Linked DNA regions of Mus musculus: region 1 is linked to region 2. Evidence: chromatin loops called from intact Hi-C (ENCODE). Cell type or tissue: left cerebral cortex. All regions are shown on one strand. Each heading gives the region's core, and the rest is flanking DNA. Links, peaks and the distances in the headings are about the cores only. Region 1 overlaps Gm40056 (a long non-coding RNA gene). Region 2 has its middle 37 kb from the start of Gm26166.

Region 1 (8,776 bases), core at 1,360-6,359, 86 kb after region 2:
TCATTTAGACCCAGCTCTTTAAGCTGTGGTGTGTGATCCCTACGGGGCTGCACAATTGAATATTGGTAATGTCATAAAACACTACCAACATTTTTCTGAATGTCCATGACCAAAAAGAAGTAAAAAAATCCAACACGTAATCAAGCAAAGGTGTCTGTGCATTCCCCGCCCACGTTGCTTGTGCGACTTCACGGCAGCTTCGGTTGCTTGGAAACACACAATATTCACATTGTACATGCTGCCACACCAGCAGGGCCAACCTGGAATAAATAGCTCAACCTGAATTCTAGGCTACCCTGTGCTATAAATTATGGTCTTTTTACTACAGATAAAAAGTTGTCTTCTCTTATAGAAACAAAGACTTTTAATGTTTTCTACTATTTTTCAGCATTTAAATATCAAGTTAGTATATCTTTGGACTGTATTCTATTAGAATGCTTGATTTTTGTTTTTTGGGTTTTTTTTGTTTTGTTTTTGTTTTTGTTTTTGCTGTGTGTGTGTGTGTTTTGAGACAGGGTTTCTCTGTATAGCCCTGGCTGTCCTGGAACTCACTTTGTAGACCAGGCTGGCCTCGAACTCAAAAATCCACCTGCCTCTGCCTCCCGAGTGCTGGGATTAAAGGCGTGCACTACCACGCCCGGCTTTTTTTTTTTTTTTTCTTTTAAAGAATGCTTGATTTTTAAAACTGTGGTTTGTCTCTGTCCTTGAAAAAAATTGACTTATGGTATATTTCTTGTGTTCCCATGGGTGGCCCTATACCCATGTACATATGGAAAACACTAATTGGACTCAGTGGGTTCTTAGCAAGAAATAAAAATGAAAATTCATAAAGGTTGTGGGGGAGTTGTGGAAGTGGGGTCTGGGACGAGTTGGAGGGAAGTTGATAGGAGTTGTGAAGGAGTTGGGTGAGGGATTGGAGGGGCTTGTGGGGAGTGTATATGATCTACATATACTATGTAAATATGTGAAATTAGAAAATAATAAGTAAATAATGAATTTTATTCAGTATCCACAACAAGCAAATAAAACAAAACCAAGCAACAAAGAAAGACAAAAGTGTTGCCTGGATCACTGACTTGAATTTAATCTATGAGAGTGTTAAATGAATTTTGGCTTGGGATTAGAACAGAATTTCTAACAATTTGTGAAGTGGAAACAGCCTAAAACATACTTCTCTAGTTTTGTGCTATATATCTATGTGATGTGACATTCTTTGTGTTGATGATTATGAAATCAAAATATTAATCAATTCAGAGAAATGTTAGAGATGCTCTGTGTCTTGTAGTATCAAACAAATGTTCAGCTAAGATTTCATTTTTTGCATATAAATAAACAAGTGCATTCATCTCATTAGTATGTAAATTTGCCTTAATTTTTAATAAATGGTAAAGTTATATATATATATATATATTCAAGAATTGTTTTAAAATAAAGTTACTGCTTATCATTGTTGTATGTTTGATTTTCATGCCTACTTTAGATACCTGTGTATGCAGGGTCACTTAAAAATTTCCCAGGTAGAAAGGGGTTGTGAATAAAAACTATCTGAGAAGCGCTGATTTAAAGCGGTCTGATCCCGGATCCCGTCCTTCTCGCATGGAATGTGAGGATTAAAACAGTAAAACCTCAGAGCTCTCTGAGCTCCCAGGGGACAAGGGTTGTGGATGGCAGATTCTGTGGTTTAATTGGGGGCATTTAATAATGCCACTAACTGCTAGACTTTTCCTCTTAGCAGAATTTCATTGCAAGATTCTCCCAAAGGTCTCCTCTTAAATAGAAAGTCAACAAAAGTGGAGAACACTGCAGGCTTCAGTAATGACTGACCCCCGGCTAGGTCCTGCTGACCTCGGGGGAGAGGGTACATTTAAGACATGGAGACTTCTTCCTCTCCACAAAGAGACTAGAGGGATAATGAGAAACACAAAAGGAAGTGGGAATGCTGAAATTTAATAAGACTGTGCATTTCTCTGCCTGGTCCTCATGTATATTCCATTATGGTGATTCTCAAGACAGACCGCCATGAGGCTGTCTTGTGCGCACCAAGGCAATGGAAGGCCAAGGCAGGAGGGAGATGTCAAGTCACAGACAATCTCAGCAAAACTTCGGGATACCGGCTTGGTTTGTATTTCTCAAAAAAAAAAAAAATTACTTTTAAAGTGTCTCCTCTTATAAAGAACTTAGTCCCAATGTTCTTTTTTTAAAAAAATATTTTCTTAAAGATTTATTTTTTTACTTTATGGATATGAGTACACTGTAGCTGTACAGATGGTTATGAGCCTTCATGTGGCTGATGGGTATTGAATTTAGGACCTCTGCTCACTTTGGTCCAAAAATTTATTTATTATAAATAAGTACAAGTACACTGTAGCTGTCTTCAGACACACCAGAAGAGGATGTCAGATCTCATTACTGGTGGTTGTGAGCCACCACGTGGTTGCTGGGATTTGAACTCAGGACCTTTGGAAGAGCAGTCAGTGCTCTTACTCCCTGAGCCATTTCCCCAGCACCCCCTACCCCCAAGTTCTTTAGATACTTAAAAAATGTGATTCAATATTAAGCTCAACATTTGGAAAAGCAGAGTCATAATTTCTTAAGATGGCATCAGGAAAACTGGGAGGAAGATGGCTTAGGACAAAGCTATCTCTATACTATTATAGACAACGAGACAAGGGAGGGATGTAGAACGCAGTTGTACAGCTTCTCTCTGGCTGGTCAAACATTCTTTTAGGCCCTAGTGGTTAAGACACAAAACAAAAGACAAATACGAAACCCAAAACACCGAGTGTGCAGGCAAAGGCGGTAACCCACTGGGGAGGTAGAGACAGAAGGATCAGAAGTAGGTGATCTTTGGCTACTTATTGAGTTTAAGGGTAACCTGGGTCACATGAGGCCCTGTTTCAAAACAGAAACAGAACTTATAGTTTGCTTTGAAAATCAAGCAGCTTCCATTGGTGCCGGCTAGAATGTAGAAGGCTGGTTCTGGGCTCAGCCTGGCCAAATCAGTGGAAGATTACAATGACTTATGTAAGGCTGCAATACCCTCCAACAGAATGAGTAATTTTGTGTTATTTTTGGATGGTGCAGTTCTTTAAAACAAAGTGATAAATGAAAGTGGCCTTGGTAATGCAGCAAAAATGTTTAGTTGCTTTGAGGCAAATGGAAAACGTGGCCTCGTTGCTCAAAGGCAGCGGCCGAGTCCTCTCTCAACTCAGTTTAAAAAAAAACATGGACTAGTCAGTCAGTCTGGTACAGAATTGTAAAAGTGCACTGTAGCAAGCGAGCCTTGTGTCTGGGCCCGAGGAATTGCTAATGAGATCGGGTGCTCACAACTGAGCTCCAGCTGGCAGAGGATTCCTTGAAGGCAGGCAGACCATTTGCTTTCTTACTGAGCCGGGTCATGCCCCTCCTCTTGTGGTTCCGCGGCTTGCGTGCTGGCTTCGGTTATGTCCCCTCAAGTCCAGACCTCCTGTTCCACACGGCATGTTGCCAAGTCCTGAATCCCACAAACTGATTCAAACTTCAAAAAGGCATTATATATTTTTATGTGGTACCTTTTGGATCTTTTTCAAAAGGGTCCTCACTTGCTTCAGGTTTCTCTGAAAACAGAGGTGATGACGTCAGAGGGGGCGATCAATTATTCGGTTGTTGCTTACTTGCTTTAGGTTTTTTTTTTGTAATGTTTAGTGTATTTCATTTGCTCTACTTTATAATTTATGTATCTGAATATAAGCAAAATAAAGTAAAATAAAAGCATTAAAAAGGAATCTATTACTTATTAAAGAAAACATCATGTTCTCATATCAATTAAGTAAAGCAGAGTGTTGACTGTTTAAGCTGCAGCCAGATATAGTGAGTGACCAAGCCTTGTAACCCCAGCACTGGGGAGGCTGAGGGAGGACAATTATTGTGAGTTCAAGGCCAGCATAGGTTATATGTTGTCTTAGTCAAAGTTCTGTTGCTGTGAAAAGACACCATGACCATGGCAACTCTCATAATGGAAAGCACTCACTTGGAGTTGGCTTATGTTTAGAGGTTTAGTCTGTTGTCATCACAGTGGGGTGGATGGTGGCATGCAGGCAGACATGGTGCTGGAGAAGGAGCCCAGAGTTCTACATCTTGATTGGCCGGCAGCAGGAAGAGAGAGACAATGGGCTTGCCTTGAGTATCTGAAACCTCAAAGTGCATCCCCATTGACACAGGTCCTCTAAAAAGCCACACCCACTCCAACAAGGCCACACCTCCTAGTACTCCCACTCCCTGAGGACCAAACATTCAACTCTGTGCGTCTATGGGGGCCATTTTTATTCAAACCACCACAATAGTGAAACCCTATCTCAAAATCCAAAACTAAACCACAAAGTTGAATTTAAGTGCTAGGAACATAGCTGATTTTTTTAAGTCTTTTTTTTTCCTTTAAACTTATTGCACAGGAAAATATCTAATTTGCTTCAATGTTTTAAATTCTGTAAAATTTACCTGCTCTTATTTGTTAATAATGTCCCCAAATGAACCAACTTCCTGAATTTTTTCCAAAGAAACTTCACGATGTGCATGCCCCTATTTTGCATTTGATTCGTGAGTTCCTGACCAGTGGAAGATAAGCACCATAATTGGGTGCATGAGGAATACCACCACATTCTCTGTCCCTCCCTCCCCATGGAGGCAGGAGTCACTTACAGATCACAATGCCCTTGTCCCTGACTTCAGTGTTAGCCCTCCAGGCCACCACCAGGAGCCCACAGTAACCCCCTGTTTCCCTTGATGGAGCAGCCATCACCTCTTTCTTGGTGTCTGGCTTCTAGCTGCTTGTACCTTGCTTTTCTTTCTCACGCTGCTTGAGGAAAGGAAATCTGGGAATAAAAAAAAAAAAAACTACTCAAAGTGAAAACTACATCCCTGAATGGTTTCTCAAACATAAAGGCTGAGAAATTACAACTATTAAGTTGACATTGTCAGAAGTTTTTAGTGAGCAGGCCTGCAGGGGTTGGAATGGAACTAGAACCTGTGTTTTTCCCTGATGCTTGTCGGACTCTGGGCTTTATCAGACAGGATGAAGACAATGTTCCTGGGGTTTGACACTTGTAAAAACACCCCTCCATCATCCTGGCTATGCCTGGCAGCCTGCCAAGGCAGGAACAAGGCCAGATTTAGCAGGTCCTTCAGCACCATGACCGTGGTTGACATGATCAACTGATGTAGAACAGGGAACCCTTCCCCTAACCCTCACCACACACCCCCTCCCCCATAAATGCTGCCTCCCAAAGCCCAAAGCCTGGAGTAACTCATGCTCTTGATCCTGTCTGTGGTGGCTTGTCAGCAGTTGCCAGTCACTTGTGTATGGCTACAAAGCAGCTTTGCAGGCCTCCTGACTTGGATGCTGTTCTCACACACAATTCTCAAGCCTTAATCGTTTTCCTGGGCTTAGTCTTTTGTCTGTTTTGCTCTGAATCTCAATGGCATTCTTAGTTCTCATGTTTTAAACACTTGATTCCCCAGTTTGTGGGGGCTGCTTTGAAGGCTGTAGACTCCTGAGGAGATGCTAGACTAGATGGGCCACCAGGGGCAGGCCCGTGAAATTTATATCCTCTTGTGGCTCTAGTCCTGAACTCTGCTTCCTGGACAATGGTCAGGTGAAGAGCTGCCCGTGCATTCCCCTTGTAGTGATGGATTCAAGTCTCTCTTTAACGATGAATCAAAGTAAAATTTCTTCTCTTGACTTGTCCCGTGACCTGAGGCAGCAATGGATAAGTAGTTAATACGCTGTCCTCAGTACTGAGCTTAAGAAGATGTCAACTATTCTGGGCATTATGGGCCACCAACTGTCTTAGCTTTTTGAACACTCAAATAAGCACCCAAGTAAGCTGGTTTCTAAGATCACATAACAAGGCATAGTTGAAGAAACCTTTTGGAAGAGGGAAAAGGCCGAGTTTTCTGCCTCTCAAAATGTAGTCTTAGGTGTATACTAAAGAGGCCGGAGTCAGGCAGGACAGGCCCTGGTGCTGAGCCGCCCTCTAAGGATGAGCCCAGTTTGCTGCATTCATGCCTCACTGCACCCAGGGACCTGCTTTTTGTCAGATGCCCTGTGACTAAAGGTTTGCAAAACTCAGCTGCTCAGGCTATAGAGCTGGGGGCCTCCCCTGCCTGCTATGTATTTACAAGCGATATGAATATACTTTCATGAAAAGATCAACACACAGATTAAATGCGACACCCTGCTCTGTGAGCGGTAGTCTGGATCTCTGCCACAGTGGCCCACGTAATCTCCCCTTTTAACTCTTTCTGAGGACCCAGTGTGGGCTCCCCAGGTCTTGTTCGGCCCTTCTCCACTGGCTATGTTTGCTTTGCTTCCAGGGTTTGGTTACTCTACAAATTGCTGGAATAAACACGTGTTTTAGCTGACGTATGTGACAATTTCTCCATGGTAGATAACTGGAACGAGAACAATTGGATTTACAGAGATTTTGAAAATGTATACCGCTGGATTGTCCGGTGTGGTAGCACCAGTGGTAACAACCATGCTCCCACGGATATTCTGCTGTTGAATGGGTGATTTTACGCGTGTTGGGGCATGTAGACTTTTCTCGTTGCTTCTCTTTACCCTATGTTCATGTTTCAGTTATGTTGCCTTTTCTCTAACAGTTTGCAGACTTTTTTTAAAAAATGACGCTAAAAATGGTGGTACCTATAAAATTCTAGTGCTCAGAAGACTGACGTAGATTGGGCCACACAGGGAGCCAGCTTGGATTATACAGTAAGACTCTACCTCAAGTGGAAAAAAAAATGGTCTTAATAACACATGTATTCATCACTTAGCTTCAGTATTATTGAGTCCTGGACAGTACAGACTCCCATCCACTTGTATCTCATACAACTATTATTTTGAAGAAAATTCCCATGTACCATTCACACATAAACATAAAAAGAATTTTTATAATATCAACAAATATTTCCTTCATTAACTCTTATTTTTTTTAAAAAAGATAATTAATATTATCAAATATCCAGACAGTTAAATTCATTTGCCTCCATTTTTTTTTTACCAGAATCAGTGTGCAATGGAGTCTTTAATTCTAATTGGATAAAAAGCCATAGACAGACGAATGATGGGTAGATAGATGAATAGATGGATGGACAGACAGACAGATGGCAGGCAGATTCTCTCCTCTGTCACACTGGAGAATTCTGATTGTTCTTCTCATGAGGTTTTCTTGAGCCTTGATCTGGTGGCTGTATCTGATGGTGTCATTTAACGCGTTCCTTTCCTCTCAAACGTTTGGTCAGATCCAAGGCTGGACAAGAATCAGGCTTGATATTTTGTCCAGAACACTTGAACTGCTATGTTTTAGACCTCCAGCAAGGCCACATGATTTTCCTGTCTCTCCATGACGTTACCACGCACCCCCCACCCATGTCATTGGGCCTACTTTGGGAAACAGAAAATTATATAGTAATTTAAAATAACGGAAGTTTAATATACAGAATTATTAAAATAATAGCTGTGGAGGTGTAAAGTTGCTTCTGAAGGGCACCCTATATCTGAGGGAGAATAGCAAAGAAAAACAACCCTGAAATAGGGGCTCTCCCTAAGGCCGGACTTTTGACATTGTTGAAGGCAAAAGCTTGAGTGAGGCACAATAGCCAGTAGCTGGGGACACTAGGCTATCTGGTAGGTGCATGTTCATACTTGCCATGCAAGAAGGGAAGGATGCAAAAGGTACAGGCGAGCTGAGGCTATGGCTGTTTACCTACCATACACAAATAGGAAGTGTAAGGACTCGTGTGAAGCATTCACACTTGGAGGGCTTTAAGAAACAAAGTCCTGCTGCCTTGTCAGCCAGCTGTAGATGGAAAGTGGTCAGGAGGTCTGTGTAAAACTGGTACGTTACAAGGGTGAAGGCAAGGGGTCTCTGAGTCCAGGCAGAGGATCCGGGAGAAGGACTGTACACTGTAGCGATCTTGATGGCACATGGCCTGGCTGATGAGCCTACATGTGCACTGCTGGAGGTCAGACACCAGGAGTAAAACCAAGTGAAAAGCCCCTTGTTCCTGTAGTGTCTCTTTAGCGCCCTCTACTGATGAAGCGTCAAATCATGCGCGTTGGGAAGGAGAAGTGTTTCGAATTCCTTCAATGAATGACCCCAGAGCACTGAAACGGTGGACTTAGGGTTTAAAGGCAGTAAATTAGTAACTGATATAACGGTCACTGTTAACTTTCATTGTTTCTTTGGAGGCTGCAAAACGGTGGTAATTTGGTTTTATTGATCTCCCTGTATTTGCTGGATGCTTGTACGGGGAGAACTTTCCCACGTCCTCTTGAGTACCCCAGGCACCGTGTATACAAGCACCAGGCTCCTTCCCTGTTGCCAGTTGTTTTTGTTTGTTTGGGTTTTTTGTTTTGTTTTTTTGTTTGTCTGTTTGTTTGTTTTTTAACATGTCTTCTTTCTCCATCCAGGCCTAGATTCGTGTAAAAGCTATTTTCTACCGACCACATCTTTCTGGGTGAGTCTTGGTTCTGCCCACAAAGCCCCTTAACGGGGTGTATGGAGATAGAGCTGTTTGCTCCCACCTCATGTCACCCTCACCTAATGAACCTAATGAAATGGGTATCCGCTCAGGGAAAGGAAAGACGACTTCCAAGTCTCCCAGCTGGTGATGGGAGGAAATGGGGTTAGAAGACAGGCTGTTTGACTCTGAGCTGAGTCTGGGAAGACCTTATATTCAGCTTGTTTCTCCTGGGATAACTTCAAGCTCGGGTCTCCTGGGTCTTCATCTCTTC
Region 2 (8,776 bases), core at 1,664-6,663:
GCCACAATTCCAGATGGGGAGGAGCTCTTCAGACCCCATTCCACACTGAGGAGTTACTGTCAGATGATAGCTACTGGGAGAAGAGGGGTGATATTTCTTTATCCTCCTCTTTGTCATCGTGTTCTTCCTCATCATCTTCCTCTCCTTTTCCTTTTCCTCCTCTTCCTCCTTTTCTTCTACTTCCTCATTGTCATCTTTTTCTTTGGCTGAGGGCATGGCTATAGAAAGGCTGCCCAAGCTCCAGTGGATAGCCTCCATCCTTTCACATACAGGCAGCACTATATTGAACTCAGTGTGCTGTTTAAAGAAAGAAAAAAGAAGAGGGAATTAGTTGGGAGATGAGCATATTAAATGGTTTTGGGGGAAATGGGAGTGGATACGTATATAATGCCTGAAACTCCCAGAGAATATATATAAAAAAAAAAATACTGCACATTTTTTTTTAAATGACTGCTGGGAGTGTAGCTCAGTGGTACTTCACTTGCTTAATATTTACAAGGTTCTGGGTTCAATCCCTAGCACTGAAAACATTCTTGGGTTTTATGGGTCTTTAGTCCTTCATACAAAGTGCATTATTTTTTTGTTCTAACTTGTCCTTTCTCTCCTCCTTCTTCCCTCCCTCTTCCCCTCCTGCCCTCTCGCCTTCCTTTCATGATGCTTCTGGTAAAACCCAGATTTACATTAAGTGGTTAAGCTAGAACTTATAAGTTTCATGACGTCATCAAAGTTGTTGTATTATTTTGGCCCCAAAAACATGTGAAAAAAGGAACTAAACTAAGATTCCTCACAGTGCTAGATCTTGATGTGATCAGAAACCAGGGCTCTGCTAGGAAAGGAAAAAGAAGCCATCTTACTTGATGTGGGAGAACGGCCATTGCTCTGTGTTTTTCACAGTTTGTGTGTGTGTGTGTGTGTGTGTTTGTTTTATTTTTTTAAACCATCTGGTACAGACTCAGAAGTAGATTCAAAGCAACGCTTACCTAGCAACTTTTTAACTAGAAACCAAGGAGGCCATAGAAGAAAGTTAGGGATCCACAAATATACATTTGATTGGATTAATTTTGTTATTTTAAAAATTAAGGCTGGGCCCATGCCTGCAATCTCATCACTTGGAAATCTGAGACAGGAGGATTGCCATGAGTTTGAGACCAAATTGGGTCTAAATATGTCACCTCACATTGACAAAAATAAAACTCTAAACAAAAAACACTCACCTAGTGAGAATAGTTTGCTTCTCAAATGTGTGATAGATTATAGTTCAGCAATACAATGGCAGCCACAGTCTGATATTGTGTGAGGAAATGGTTCACCTTTCAACTTCTAAATATGCATGCCCCTTCCCTCTGTGTGTGTACAGGGGAGCCATCAGAGACCTTATTTTATGGAAATGTTCCGTTATTAAAAAAATAGATTAAAATTCACTCATCTATCACTTCCTGTGGAAAAGCTGGGAAACATTCATAGTAAATGTTCAACCAATATTTGCTCTTATTTCAGGCAGGCAGAGAATATGAGGCTGGAGATAGAGAACTAGGTTGACTCTACTGTCCGACATATCCGGATGTTTACCAGTGAAGCTGAGTTCCATCCTGTCTCGGACACCTACAGTCTTGTTCTCGTGTGCTGTTGCAGGTGCCTCCAGAGCTCCTTTGAATTCCAGGTCAAGCACTGCTCCCCACTCTGTTCTTGGGCACTATACAACAACTTAATGTGTACTGAGATAGCTCTTTCTCAGACACTGGGGCCATTTAAATGGTCTATTCTGAAGCTTTTCTGAGAGTACTCTTCCTCTGTCCTTTCATGAGTGACCTGGCATCTTATTCTCCCTTCGGTTGACAGGGCCTGTCCCTCGTGGTAATGGGTCGGTCCTTTCTACGAAGTTGAGTGCTTCCAACTTAGAGCTGGGATAAGCGAGTGAGGAATCCAGACAAAAACCAAAGACTCAAGTTCTCCTAAAACAAAACACAAAACAAACAATACCAAAAACCTAAAACAACAACAACAATAAAAAAATAGTACTTAAAAAATATATGACAAATAAAGCAACTCAACAAATTTTCAAATAAATACATTTTTAAAAATGTATTTTTTCCACAGCTTTCCTATTTTCTACCAATATATTATAGAACCTTTGCAAAGAACACTGGGTGATCAAGGGAAAGGCCAATAGCTCTATCTATAGGTAGCTTACAAATCTGGGCTCCCTGTTGGTGGCTACTAGGAGTGCCTTGTCTGTAATCCATCACTTCTAACTCACCTGGGAGGTGGTCAGCAATTGAGCCATTTTTTTTTAAGGTGTCTGGTTCAGGTTCCCTCCCTTTAGTGGGTTTTCCTCCCAGCACCATTTTCTGACCTAAAGATACAACCCTGTACAGACAAAACCAAGCATGCTCACAAGCAAACCCAAACTATTTCAATAGTAGACTAAGTGGTATTAATGTCGGGAAGTCCACTGTTTCAGGTTCCTTCCTCCCTAGTTCTTCCTTTCCTGACTAGCTCTGTCATTGTTTTCAAAGTTTGTCTCAGACAGCCATCGGAAGATTTTTCCAATTTTTGTTCTCTGAATTTTGACATTCATCTTGTGACTCCAATCTGTTGACTGGAATGGGGGCACAGAGTGAATCACCCCCACTGGGCTGTGAGCAACTTGGATAGAGGGCACAAACACGGCTCTGTTAGTCTACTCAAGACATCTTATTGCTAGCCAGAGATCAGTGAACGTTTGTTGAAATCAGGTGGTTCTTGCTGCAGAGAGTGTTGGACAGTTAGCATGATACTTCTGGCTGTATTTTCCCCATAGTTTTAGCCATAAACATTTTAGATTTTAAGCACCTAAAACCCGTGAGTCCTTTCCACCTTGTCTCCAAGATCTAGCACATCTGGATGCATCTGTTTTCTGACTTTGGGTGCTGCTTCTGTTCTAAGTAGGTGCCAATGACTCCTGAAGCACCTGGCTGTTGCACATGTCCCAGTGTCCTTGTAGAAGCCTGTGCAAAAGCTCCCCCTGCAAAACCCCTGAGGTTTTGCTGCCTAGGGTTGCAGCTGCAAAGAGATACTTCAGACAAGCGTAGCTGCTGAGGCTCCTGCGGGGAAGAGCCCTGCTCATGCTACTAAATAGAAGGATGTGTACAAACTTGCTTTTGGTTTGTTTGGATAGGTTTTTTTTTTTTTAAAGACTTGACCCTTTCCCTACATTTTTCCTATGAAGCATGTGACTGATAATAAAAAATTACTGAATTGAGAGAGAGAGAGAGAGAGAGAGAGAGAGAGAGAGAGAGAGAGAGAGATTTGTGTTCTTGGCATTATTATTATTTAATCATTCCACACAGATTACTCCATTTTGATGTTCAGGATTCTATTTAGGAGCCTCTGAATGTCTCTTTGGTTTGCTAGGATTGTTAACACAGGTGGTAAGGATGAAGATATTTGTTTATGGAACGAGTAACTGTATGGATGGTACTTTTACAAAAGAAAACATTTATTTTTCAAAGTCAGAGAAGGTTTTCTACATTTTCCAGTCATTGGAATGGCAGATTGTGGTAAGTTATAGAAATATTTTTTTCTCTCTGTGGCTTGGAGTCTCTTTTTAGTAAACTTTCTCAACATAACAAGTTTTAACACTCAGTCAGGACCACAAAGAATGATTTATAAAAGAATCAGCTCCATTCAGGACATTTAAGAATAATTTAAAAAAAAAATGAAAAGATTCCTAAGTTCTCCCCAACAGGTTTAGATTCCAGCCTTGCATTCATGAAAAAACATTGAAAGATGTGACTCATACATTGTTGATAGTTAATAGAGACACCACCATGTAGTAAATCCGTGTCTAGGATTTAGAAAAAGGGAAGAGATAATTTTGGGAGAGATGCGCAGAAAATGGAGCAGTTGGTAGGAACACAGATTGATTCAGCCACAGTGGAAAATGGTGTAAAGGTTCCTAAACAAATTAAAAATAGAGCCACTGTATGCCCAGCAATCGCTCTTCTGGGCATACACCCAAAGGAAATGAAATCACCACCTCGGGAAGATAGCTGTACGCCCACGTTTACTGAAGCATCATTCACAATGTCCATGAGACGGAAACAACCTAAGTGTCTATCAGCAGAGGAGATGGAGAAACATAGCACGTATACACACAGTAGAATATTGTCCAGCCTCAGTAAGAAGATCTGTGATTTCTGAGAACACAGATGAGCCCAGGGAGCAAAGTCAAGCCAGCCAGACATAGGAAGGAAAAACATTGACTGGGAACATATATGTAGCATCTGAAATAAAATCAGGCACCTCAGGAAAATGGATAGTCAGCGTATCAGGATAAAAGAATCAAGAAGGATAACACAGTTGTGGTTCTGCAAGATGAAGGAGAATGAAGAACTAATGCTCACTACGAGGACTGGAGGAATGCTGCACACTTGAGATTTGCTAAAAAAGGTACATTTTAGGTACCTTTTAAAACAAGTTTTACATTAATTAAATAATTAATTGTGTGTGTTTATATAGGTCAAAAGATAACTTTTTGGGAATTAGTCTCTTCTTCCACCATGTGGATTCTTGAGGATCAAACTTAGGTTGTCAGGCTTAGCTGCAGGTTATTCAGTTGTAGATCTATTCACAGGCTCAGGCTCAGGCTCAGGATTAGGCACAGGCACAGGCACAGGCACAGGCACAGGCACAGGCACAGGCACAGGCACAGGCACAGGCACAGGCACAGGCACAGGAACAGGCACAGGCACAGACAGGCACAGGCACAGGCACAGGCACAGGCACAGGCACAGGCACAGGCACAGGCACAGGCACAGGCACAGGCACAGGCACAGGCACAGGCACAGGCACAGACAGGCACAGGCTCAGGCTCAGGCACAGGCACAGGCACAGGCACAGGCACAGGCACAGGCACAGGCACAGGCACAGGCACAGGCACAGACAGGCACAGGCACAGGCACAGGAACAGGCACAGGCACAGACAGGCACAGGCACAGGCACAGGCACAGGCACAGGCACAGGCACAGGCACAGGCACAGGCACAGGCACAGGCACAGGCACAGACACAGACAGACACAGGCACAGGCACAGGCACAGACACAGACACAGACAGGCACAGACACAGGCACAGGCACAGACACAGACAGACACAGGCACAGACAGGCACAGACACAGGCACAGGCACAGGCACAGGGCTCAGGCACAGACACAGACACAGACAGACACAGGCACAGATAGGCACAGGCACAGGCACAGGCACAGGCACAGGCACAGGCACAGGCACAGGCACAGGCACAGGCACAGGCACAGGCACAGGGCTCAGGCACAGACACAGACACAGACACAGACAAACACAGGCACAGGCACAGGCACAGACACAGACACAGGCACAGACACAGACAGGCACAGGCACAGGCACAGGCACAGGCACAGGCACAGGCACAGGCACAGGCACAGGCACAGGCACAGACACAGACAGACACAGGCACAGGCACAGGCACAGACACAGACACAGACAGGCACAGACACAGGCACAGGCACAGACACAGACAGACACAGGCACAGACAGGCACAGACACAGGCACAGGCACAGGCACAGGGCTCAGGCACAGACACAGACACAGACAGACACAGGCACAGATAGGCACAGGCACAGGCACAGGCACAGGCACAGGCACAGGCACAGGCACAGGCACAGGCACAGGCACAGGCACAGGCACAGGGCTCAGGCACAGACACAGACACAGACACAGACAAACACAGGCACAGGCACAGGCACAGACACAGACACAGGCACAGACACAGACAGGCACAGGCACAGGCACAGGCACAGGCACAGGCACAGGCACAGGCACAGGCACAGGCACAGGCACAGGCACAGGCACAGGCACAGGCACAGACACAGACACAGGCACAGGCACAGACACAGACACAGACAGGCACAGACACAGGCACAGGCACAGACACAGACAGACACAGGCACAGACAGGCACAGACACAGGCACAGGCACAGGCACAGGCACAGGCACAGGCACAGGCACAGGCACAGGCACAGGCACAGGCACAGACAGGCACAGACACAGGCACAGGCACAGGCACAGGCACAGGCACAGGCACAGGCACAGGCACAGGCACAGACACAGACACAGACACAGACACAGACAGGCACAGACACAGGCACAGGCACAGGCACAGGCACAGGCACAGACACACACAGACACAGACACAGACACAGACACAGACACAGACAGGCACAGTCACAGTCACAGTCAGAGGCACAGGCACAGGCACAGACACAGACAGGCACAGGCACAGGCACAGGCACAGGCATAGGCACAGGCACAGGCACCGCTCCTCCCTCTCCCAAGCTATCTCACCAGTCCAGAATTTTAGCTACTTTTACAAAAAAGAAAAAAGTAGGTAAGGTGATGGATATGCTAATATTTTATTAATATATTTGACTACAGCAATCACGTCATCATACTTATTACATGGAACTGTTATGTTATACATCTTAAATACATATTTTTTTCTAAAGAGTACAAACCATGCAATGCCTAGAAGCTGTCTGGCAGTGATACCAAAGAGAGTTTATTGTCTGCCTCTGTTCATGGTGCTTGTGAAGACGCAGGCCTATCTGTGACTGAGGGTATGATGCCCAGGGAACAGAGGCTGGGAATGTGTTCTGGAGAAGGATGTGCTCTGAGCAGTGGGATGTGTGGAAGTCATAGTTTTAGAACTGAGATTAATTAAAATAAATTTAAATTATTTCTTTAAGACAGGGTATTATTATGTGTCCTTGGATAGCCCGGTACTTACTATATACTCATCTCTCTATATGTGTGTGTATATACAATAAATATGTATAATGTGTGTGTATATATATATATATATATATACATAATACATATATATGTATATACACACACACACACATAAAACTAAACTAAATTTTGAGACCTATACTACAATAGATATATTTGATGAATTAAATTACAGCAGAAGATAAACTAGTCAGGACACAAAATTTTGAATTAAAAGGAAAATTAGGCTATCTTTGCTTTTTAAAGTCAAGGTTTCACATGGTCCACAGTGGCCTTAAATTTACTCAGACCCTGTTTAACCCCTGCTTTCAGCTGCATCATCTGAATGCCGAGTTTATAGGCACATACTATCATACCTGGCAAAATAGGTAACTTCATGGTAAAAGAATTCGTTAATGCTGAACTTTTATTGAGGTCAATAACCAAACAACAAAAAGAGTCAGAAAAGTGGACTGGCTCTTTCCTGGGGGTGCGAGAGGGATGATAACTGAGGCTGGCGTGCAGCCGGAGATCTGAGAGGAGTTTGTTTGTCTGCCTGTGTTTATATTTGTAATTGGCATTTTTTAGTTGGCAACTAAAACAGTTAAGCGGGTTTGGTGGGACTTTCGTTTGCTTTGCTTTGGTTTTCAGTTCATCTATTTTGTTTTTTGAGTCTCACCCACAAGTTTGTGAAGATGGGCTGTTAGATTTATTTATGTATTTTTAAATGGCAGTTTGAAATGTAAAACGACCCTATAATGAGGCCTGCTTTAAGCACTCTGCAGTCTTCAGGGACAGGCCCCTGTAAAGCTGTGCTTCTGTTCTGTTCTCGTTCTAAGCAGTCTTTCTTCTGGGGGTATTAAGACAAGGTTAAAAACAAACACACAAATGAAAAGTTACCCCCTCCCCCCCAAAAAAACCCAAAACAAAAACCCAAACAAATCAAAACAAAACAAACAACAACACAACGAAGCCCAAAGATATTTGTGTGTGTGTGTTGACCAAATATCTAAGGATGCTGGGATTGCTACAGGTTTTTTAAAATTTATTTATGCATGACACTCTTGTTTTTGTCACTACTGATGCCTGAATACATTGGGAATGTAACAAATACTATGGTTTTATTAGTACCATTTTCCCTTTGATAACGTGTGTATGTCCATTTTTTTTCTGTTTTTTAAAAAAAAATTTTTAATTAGGTATTTTCTTCATTTACATTTCAAATGCTATCCTAAAAGTCCCCCTTCCCCCCTCCCCACTCCCCTATCCACCCACTCCCACTTCTTGGCTCTGGTGTTCCCCTGTACTGAGGCATATAAAGTTTGCAAGACCAAGGAGCCTCTCTTCTCAATGATGGCCGCCTAGGCCATCTTCTGCTACATATGCAGCTAGAGACACGAGCTCTGGGGGTACTGGTTAGTTCATATTGTTGTTCCACCTATAGGGTTGCAGACCCCTTTAGCTCCTTGGGTACTTTGTCTGGCTTCTCCATTGGGGGCCCTGTGTTTCATCTTATAGCTGACTGTGAGCATCCACTTCTGTGTTTGCCAGGCCCCGGCATAGCCTCACAAGAGACAGCTATATCAGGGTCCTTTCAGGAAAATCTTGCTGGTGTATGCAATCGTGTCTGCATTTGGAGGCTGATTATGGGATGGATCCCTGGGTGTGGCAGTCTCTAGATGGTCCATCCTTTCGTCTCAGCTCCAAACTTTGTCTCTGTAACTCCTTCCATGGGTGTTTTGTTCCCAATTCTAAGAAGGGGCAAAGTGTCCACACTTTGGTCTTCATTCTTCTTCAGTTTCATGTGTTTTGCAAATTGTAACTTATATCTTGGGTGTCGTGTCCGCTCTCGACCAGCAAGAACGGCACGACCACCAGTCCTTCTAACAGCAGTTTATTCAGCAAACTTCAGTCTTCCTCTCTCTTCTTTCTCTTTATCTATATCTCCCAATAATAATCCTCTCTCTAACCCGGGGCCTCTAACTCTTATA

What was found. A loop is a pair of places that touch in the nucleus more often than their neighbours do. Peaks named below come from ENCODE experiments on the same cell type or tissue, not always from the same donor. Only the 100,000 strongest peaks of a DNase experiment are listed, where the experiment ranks them.
Region 1: it touches region 2 in a loop (2.9-fold over the local background); 2 of 42 quality-filtered maps call a loop at or near these places.

The regions. Positions count from the first base shown.
Region 1 is chr3:58,163,230-58,172,005 of GRCm38, reverse strand. It overlaps Gm40056 (a long non-coding RNA gene), which reads right to left. Exons shown (of 6, transcript XR_003954487.1): 5 at 7,750-8,776; 6 at 4,944-5,729. 1700007F19Rik (RIKEN cDNA 1700007F19 gene) reads left to right here and starts at 8,199. Exons shown (of 6, transcript NR_040538.1): 1 at 8,199-8,244; 2 at 8,453-8,499. In left cerebral cortex, for the core only: no CTCF peak of the experiment used is centred there; DNase peaks (open chromatin) are centred at 3,073 and 3,255; H3K4me3 peaks cover 197 bases.
Region 2 is chr3:58,249,377-58,258,152 of GRCm38, reverse strand. No RefSeq gene overlaps it. Among named protein-coding and RNA genes, the nearest start is that of Gm26166, 37 kb to the left of the region's middle. In left cerebral cortex, for the core only: no CTCF peak of the experiment used is centred there; a DNase peak (open chromatin) is centred at 3,995.